2 separate regions of the Homo sapiens genome follow, and region 1 is linked to region 2. Evidence: chromatin loops called from intact Hi-C (ENCODE). Cell type or tissue: HepG2. All regions are shown on one strand.

Region 1 (4,000 bases), 110 kb before region 2:
TCGCCACTGCACTCCAGCCTGGGTGACACAGACAGACTCGGTCTCAAAAATTAAAAAAAAAAAAAAAGTCAATGCCTGTTATGCACAAGCACTACATTAGTCCAAGGAAGAGAAGGTGAGCGAGGGCTGCAGTCAACAGATGCTTCCTGGAGAAGCGGGGCTACAGCTTGGGGCAGTGTGTCCCCCACATACGGTTTGAGAGCAGTGGTTCTCAAAATTACACAAATTAAAAGACAGAAATCAGCCATCTGTATAAAAATCATAATTCATCAATATGCTGTAAATAAGAAACTAACAGAAGATATAAGAAAGTAGGTTGAAAGCAAGGGAATGTGTCCTCCAGGGGACGGGCAGGGAGGGATGCTGGGGGCATGTGGTGTGCGGAGGCCAGCAATGCTGTTAAACATCCCACAATGCACAGGACAGCCCCTCACCACAAAGAACTCTCTGGTCCAAAACTGTCAATGGTGCTAAGGCTGAGAAGCCTTATACAGAGGAAGGAGAATATTTAGAAGGGATCACTCTATACAAGGGAAATAACACAGGCCATGGCTTAGAAACAGAAAAGAGCTCAGATACACGGAAGGCAATTTCTCATGAGGAATAAGAGGAAATCATGTTGCCCAGGAAGGCTTCATGGAGGGCTGTGAAAGCCAAGCAGGATTACAGCTGGATTTGGTTGGAAAGGGGGATATGCAACAGACCTGGGATGACATTCACAGGACAAGAACTCAAGAGTCAGGGAGTCCCAGAACCCAGCTGGAAGATTTGCTAGAATAGCCCAGGTGCAAAGTAACCAGCAGTTTCTGGTTAAAGAGGAGAAATGGTAGTAAAATGCCTTATAAAGAAAGCACCAGTGGGGCACAGTGGCTCACGCCTATAATCCTAGCACTTTGGGAGGCCGAGGCAGGTGGATCACTTGAGGTCAAGAGTTTGAGACCAGCCTGGCCAACATGGTGAATCCCTGTCTCTACTGAAAATACAAAAATTAGCTGGCCATGGTGGCACGTGCCTGTAGTCTCAGCTACTTGGGAGGCTGAGGCACGAGAATTGCTTGAACCTGGGAGGCAGAGGTTGCAGTGAGCAGAGATCATGCCACTGCACTCCAGCCTGTGTGACAGAGTGAGACTCGGTCTCAAAAAAAAAAAAAAAAAAAAAGAAAGCACTGACCTGGCTTACTATTGGACACAAGGGTGAAGGGAAGGCATAGGTGAGATTTTTATCCGGTCGGTCTTCCTCTCTTGCTTGTGCACCCAGGACAGTGCCTAGCAGAGAGCAGGCATAAATCCTGATGCATAAATCATAAACATAGCAGATTGGCTATAATGTCCTCATGCAAAGGGAAAAATTACATACAATCAAATCAGACTTGGAAAATGATAAATGCCTCTAAAGGAGCAATGAAGTCAGCTTTTGTTCCAGCAGGGGAGACACTGCAGGTTCTTCAATGGGAACCCAGATGGAATCACCAGCCGCCCGTCTATGAGCAGCTGTGGGAAACCACGCCTCCCGTTCAGCACAGCACAGTCCCTTGGGGGCCTACAGAACCCAGCACACATGAGGGTACAGCAGGTCCCCCCTCCCACCCAGGGCAGTGGCAGAATCACACCCACTACTGGTGGCCAAAAGAGATGAAGTCACCTAAGTTAAATGTGTGTATGATTCAAAGGTTTGGCGGTGGTGAAGAGTCCTCCCTGTTGGGAGACTGAGCCGGGAGGTAGACGCAGCTGCTCTGATAAACCCACAGGCCACACTGTCCCCAGTTGACAGGGACAGGGCTGAAGCACTGCCCCCACCAAGCAAGCCGACTCAGAAAAATTTAAAAAAATTAAAAATTTGTAAGAAAAGACGTTTGGGTTTCCATGACTGGAGGCCAGCGCTTTTCATGCACATTTCACCAACCAGCGCTTATCTTTCCTCACTTATCAAATGCAGATCCAGCACTTTCTGTGCACAGAGCATTGTGGGGAATGCACAGGAGCAAGTCTTAGTCGCGCCAAGGAGGGTTCTGTCCAGTTGATTTATTAACTTAGACCCAGGGTCAGCACAGTTTTGTTTTGTTTTTTTAAAGTCCAGACTGTAAATATTAAGGCTTTGAGGGTCATAGTCCCTGCGGTAATTACTTAAACTCTGCCATGAGAGCATGAGGGGAGCCACACAATATGAAAACAAATGGGCATGGCTGCGTGCCAGTAAAAATACTGACAAAACTGGCGGCGGGCCAGATGTGGCCACTAGGCTATGGCTTGCCACCCCCTGGCTTACACCTGTACTGTGAGCTGATGAACCAGAATACAAACCATCAGAGAACTTGGCAGAACACACAGAGCGGAGTTCTGGAAATGCCTGTGAAAAGCAAGTTTTGATGAGGGTGGAAGACAGCACCAGGGCTGGTTACTCTGTAAGCGAGACCCTGCGGGGAGAGCCTCTCAGAGGAAGCTAAGTGCCCAGGGCAGCCCAGCCTCATGTTGGGAAAGAGCAACACACCCAGGAAATTCAAGCATAAAGCACTGCACGATCCTGAGGAAAGCCAACTCTGCCTGGCAAATCATCCTCCAAAATTTCACCAAAACCCTTACTACCACAGAGCATATCTTCCAAAAAATGGCCTTACAATTCCCGCCCCAAATGTTACTGAATTGTTAAGGCAGGGCACTGGTGCTTGGTAATAACAAATAATGCTTAGAGAACTTTCCTAATTTAGCTACAAATGCATATGTCACTGAACTGTGGTTAAGAAAATAGATGCCAACCTATAATAAAGCAGAAAACCTAATAATTTGATCTTGTTCTTGGTTTCAGAACACTGTAAGAAATCATTATTTTAATTCCAGGCTCAGTTTCTCAAGAAGCTTATCAATATCACCATAAAGACATACATGAATTCCATGAGGCTCTCCACAATAGCCTCTCTTCAATGTCTACCTTGACGCAATGAACACAGGCCTGAAGCCATAAAGAAGATACATGTCACAACTCAGAACTGTTGGGAGAGACAGTGCTCCTGGGCCCTTGGGCCCCTACACATCTTGTCAGGGGTGCCAAGACTGCAGGCCCTGACCACCCCTCCACCCAGGCCATTTCCTAAGGTTGTTTATGCAGCTGGTAACTTTGAAAGATGAGTTAACTTCTTTCCTCCTTTCTCCACCTCCCTCTCTCAGCCCCTGGGAAAGACTAGGCTTATTTACTGCTTGCTAAAAAAGTGGTGGCTGCCCCTGCCTAGATGTGCAACTCTGCTATGATGCAAATACACTGCATGCCCAGCATCCACCTGGTCCATAGCAAGCTGCCCTATGGGGATGTGTGGGGCAAGGGAAACTGACATAAATATGCCGATGCTGGTGTGCTTGCTGTATCAAGAATTAGACACCCCTTTGCCTCTGACCCAGGAGTCTTGTGTCCTCTGCCAGCACCCATGACAAATAACACAGGCTTATTTGTAACAGTGTCTTATTAGTTTGAAAGCAAGGTAAGATCAAATCCCAGAACCAACTATAATTCTCTTCAATATTAAATAGAAATTTGCAACTCTTTATTTCATTTTCCTCTTTTCAATATCCATTCTTCCGCAAGGCCTCTTAAACTATGAGTGGTGAAAGCTCCTGGTCTTGCACAAAGCAATCCCAGTTCACACCTGCTGACCTACTGTTTCCAATCCAGTAAGTGCCCCCTTTCACTCTCCAAAGTGTCCTCACCTGTACATTAAATTATATGATCACCCTACTTATAACCCAATGGACAGATATGTAATTGCTGAAAATATGTAAATTGCTTCAGTGTTTTCTTTGTGATCATTTTTCTTTAAAAACAAAAAAAGGAACAACAGTCTGACTCCAATTCTTTCACTTAAAACATGTTTTCCTGCAGGAACTTAACCCACCATAATTATATTTTGCAAATAATGGGAAGAAAGTTTAAATTCAGTATCCTCTTGAAGCAAGATGACAATCAATGGTTGTTAAGTGCTTTATTGTTGCAAAGCACATTTAAATATACACTA
Region 2 (4,000 bases):
GAAATTAAAAATAGAACTACCATACCATATGACCTAGTAATCCTATACTAAAAGGAGATTAAATCACCCGCTAGTAGAGATACCTGCACTCTTATGTTCACTACAGCATTATTCACAACAGTCAAGGTATGAAAACAACCTAACTGTCAACGGATGAATGGATAAAGAAACTGTAATATTCCAACACACGCACAACAGAATAATTCAGCCTTAGAAAGAAGGAGATCCTGCCATTTGCCACAACATGGTTGAACCTGGAGGATATTATGTGAAGTGAAATAAGCCAGACAGAGAAAGAAAAATATTGCATGATCTCACTTATATGTGGAATCTAAGAAAACAGAAAGGTCATATATGCAGAGATAGAGAACAAAACAGTGGTAACCAGTGGGAGGAAATTGGGAGATGTAGGTCAAAGGATACAAAATAGCAGATACGTGGGATGGACAAGGGTAGAGATCTAATGTGTAACATGAGGACTATAGGTAATAAAAGTACGTTGTATTAGAGAGTTTTGTTAAATAAGTAGATTTTAGCTGCTCTTGGCACACAAATATTGTAACTATGTGAGATGATAGTTATGTTAATTTGTTTCTCTCTAGTAACCAATTTACTATTTATATGTATCCCATATCCAATTGTAAACCTCCAATATACACAATAAAATTTATTTTAAAAAATAATAAAATGAAAATAAAAATATTTACATGAAACTTTTAAAAACCAGCTAAATGGACAAGTAAAGCACATTAATCACAATAAACAAGAAAAATGAAAACTTCACAGAGCTGGAAGTTGTTCATCAGCATTCTCACTACATAAAACACAGTTAGCCTCCTTCTCCCTTCTTGACCCCTAACCCTTCCCCCTCCCCATCCTACCCTCCTATTAAAAAAAGGGAAATATAATAAAAAGCCTGTGAGCTCCAAAAATAGGTAATCCGAGTCCAAGTCTCAAAGATCACGTATGGCATGCTAACAATCTTATCAACATTTCTCGCACTGTGTTTTAATGCAAGACACTCAGTTTTAGATGTTACTCTTCTTCTAGTTTTACCAATATTTGCATCTTATAAACAAACCACAGTGGATTAGGAGTGGTTTGCTGTGTGTGGCTTTGGTTGACTGTCAGTGAAGGGCACTGGACATAGGGACATGAAAAAGAGACAGTGGGGAGAAGAGCAGACAGCATGATGCTGAAGAGAAGAAAAAGAAACCTACGCAAGCAGAAACAAGCAACAGAAACAATAAGGCAGCCCAGAGTTGTTTATTTATCAAAACAGGATTGAGACAATAGGGTAGAGCAAACAGGGTGTCAAACATGGCCTCTGTAGCCCCAAAGGTTGTCACTACACAGAAAGGATGCTCAGCCATAACGAATCAGTTTAATTCTATTCCACGTTTTTCTTGATGAGAAATACATGCCACATTTAAGAAAGCTACCGATTCAAAATGGTTAACATTTTCTAAAAATACACTGAGGTCTACAAAAATTGAATTGGCTTATTGTATCTTCACTGCTGTTGGAGAAGTGAAGTTTTACCATCAGGCAATTCTCCTCCTGTGCATAATGATACCATACTGAAGTTTTAAATAGAAAGACATTGAAGTTTTTGAACCTTAATGTGAAGTTGTCCCTTTCAATTAAATATGGCACATATGTATTAATAAACAGACATCCCTGTAAAGTGAATTTCTCTGTACATGGAATCCAAATTTCTCACTGGTTTATATGTTAAATTCATATGTAGGAAAAACTTTAAAAATGTTCATAAACTATAATAAAGACAATAATTCAGCTCTTCTGAAAACTGCAGGCAGATAGGGTACAGTAGCAGACAGGACTTCGGAAGTACTGGGTTTAAGCCCAGGGCAGGTTAAAGGTTGTGGCTGTGGCTTTGAACAAGCCACTTTTGCCCTTCTGAATCTATGCAGATGCTTTGTTCATTTCAGAAGCATTTCTAGAGCTCCTACTAAGTGCCAGGCCTCATGCTAGGTCTCAGGCATACAAGGGTAAACAAGACAAGGCCTCTGGCTTCATAGGTTATCCAAGAACCTTGAAATGGTTTTGAACTTTTGGGATGAATAATGCTGGAAATTAGTTCAAGACAAATTCCCTGGAGATTTTAAGTGTGAAATACTAAGGATTACACAATTCACTCCCTGCTTAGCGTCTAAGGAGGAATCGCATTTCACCCTCGCTCCCTGGGAAGTGCGTGGCCGCCCCAGTCCTGGGTCCCGTGCTGCCTCAGCACCATCTGCTGGCTCACGAGGGAAGGGCCTGCAGGGAGGTCCTGCGGGGTCGGCCCAGCCCCACCCAAGGACCGCCTTACAGACCTCCTGGCAGGGACCAATGATGGCTGGTTGGCCAAAATAACTCTTGCTGGTGAAGAAAGCTGGGAGAAACATGACGTCTGAAGGGTTACTCGCCACCGTCTGGCGTAGGTGACTCAGCCAGGCAGGACCTCACACAGAGGAAACATTATGATTGCTCTAAGTACTGTAAGAAGAGAATTATTATTTTGTTGTGAGTGTATGATCCAATAAAGGTAACAATATACAGAATCACATGCCCTGTAGGTGAGACTCCAACCCGTCCTAGACTTACTGGCTGTGTGGAGATGCCTGGGAGAGCGTGGCAGGGCTGCAGCAGCTCACATTCCCCACGTACCTGCCCTGGCAGACAGCCTGGGATTGGCAAATGCACAATCATATTCACCAGGTGAAGAAAGGACCAGGACTTCCCCTATGGTCCGTCTTTTCTGATTTTTTTCTTCTTCTTCTTCTTCTTCTTTTTTTTTTTTTTTTTTTTGAGACGGGGTCTCGCTCTGACACCAGGTTGGAGTGCAGTGGAGTGATCTCAGCTCACTGCAACCTCCGACTCCCGGGTTCAAGCAATTCTCCTGCCTCAGCCTCCCGAGTAGCTGGGATTACAGGCGCCCGCCACCATGCCCAGCTAATTTTTGTATTTTTGGAGGAGACAGGGTTTCATCATGTTGGCCAGGATGGTCTCGATCTCCTGACCACGTGATCTGCCCACGTCCGCCTCCCGCAGTGCTGGGATTACAGGCGTGAACCACCGCGCCCAGCCTCTTTTTTGATTCTTGAAGTCACTCTTAGCACTTTGCTGAGGCTGTTTGTTAGCTTAGTGGTTTTCTATTCTGATTGTATCTGTTTTGACTTTGAAGGGAAAATGATATATTTGTTTGGTCAGAAAGACATAAGCCAAATAGTGGTGTGCAGTTGGGTTGCTCCACGAAGCAGAGCCTGAGATGAAGGCTTACAAATGGACTGTTTATTTGAAGGGACAGGATTGTGGGACAGAGGCATAGAACAGGGAAGGAGGGAAAGTTGCATTAAGAAGGTGTTGTCCAATGGGGTACCGTGGCAGGCAGTCAATGCTCTGTCCAGCCTGGATCTTCTGAAGAGCCATTTGAAATATGTCTCAGAACTGTCTTCTCCAGGGAATTGGAGGCTGGACCCCACGTTATGATCATGCAGGTGCAAATACCAGAATGTGCTCCAAGGTGCCTCCTGCATGGCAGCCGCCATCACACCCAAAGGCAAGAAAGAAGAGGCGTGCACAGGTGTGAGATTGCACCTGCGAGAAGCTGTCAGCGTCCTCAGAGAGGCAGAACTTGAGCATTGTGAAATGGCATGCAACAGGAGCCCAGTTCAAGTATTTACTCAGGAATAAAAAGTTTGGACATGTTACAGATGATTTATAACGACCTCCTAAATTATTGTAGCATTATTGATTGATTGGGTAGGTGGAAAAATGTGGAAGCTTGGCTAAGCCTGGGAATAAATAAAGGTGGGTGACTTTTCAGCCTTTATAGTCTATAAAAGAGTATCTCCCCTCACACTCACTTTTTATTATCAGTGCACTACTAGACTCTGACTTTAGCAATTTTGTTGTAAATAATAGTATATTTAGAAATCTATTCTTGAGACTAAGACTATGCATAAAAGGTTCCTGGGAAACCGAAAGTTATCATTTA

The links. Hi-C counts contacts between places; a loop is a spot of excess contacts. Peaks named below come from ENCODE experiments on the same cell type or tissue, not always from the same donor. Only the 100,000 strongest peaks of a DNase experiment are listed, where the experiment ranks them.
Region 1: a loop joins it to region 2, with 2.2 times the contacts of the local background. A loop is called at or near these places in 1 of 110 quality-filtered maps.

The regions. Positions count from the first base shown.
Region 1 is chr18:6,368,997-6,372,996 of GRCh38, forward strand. All of the region lies in intron 1 of L3MBTL4 (L3MBTL histone methyl-lysine binding protein 4), which reads right to left. Among named protein-coding and RNA genes, the nearest start is that of MIR4317, 3.4 kb to the right of the region's middle. In HepG2, no CTCF peak of the experiment used is centred here; DNase peaks (open chromatin) are centred at 1,635 and 2,115; H3K4me3 peaks cover 1,011 bases.
Region 2 is chr18:6,480,491-6,484,490 of GRCh38, forward strand. No RefSeq gene overlaps it. Among named protein-coding and RNA genes, the nearest start is that of LINC01387, 29 kb to the right of the region's middle. RefSeq lists an enhancer at 2,157-2,216. In HepG2, a CTCF peak has its summit at 2,254 (motif pointing left); a DNase peak (open chromatin) is centred at 2,241; H3K27me3 peaks cover 254 bases.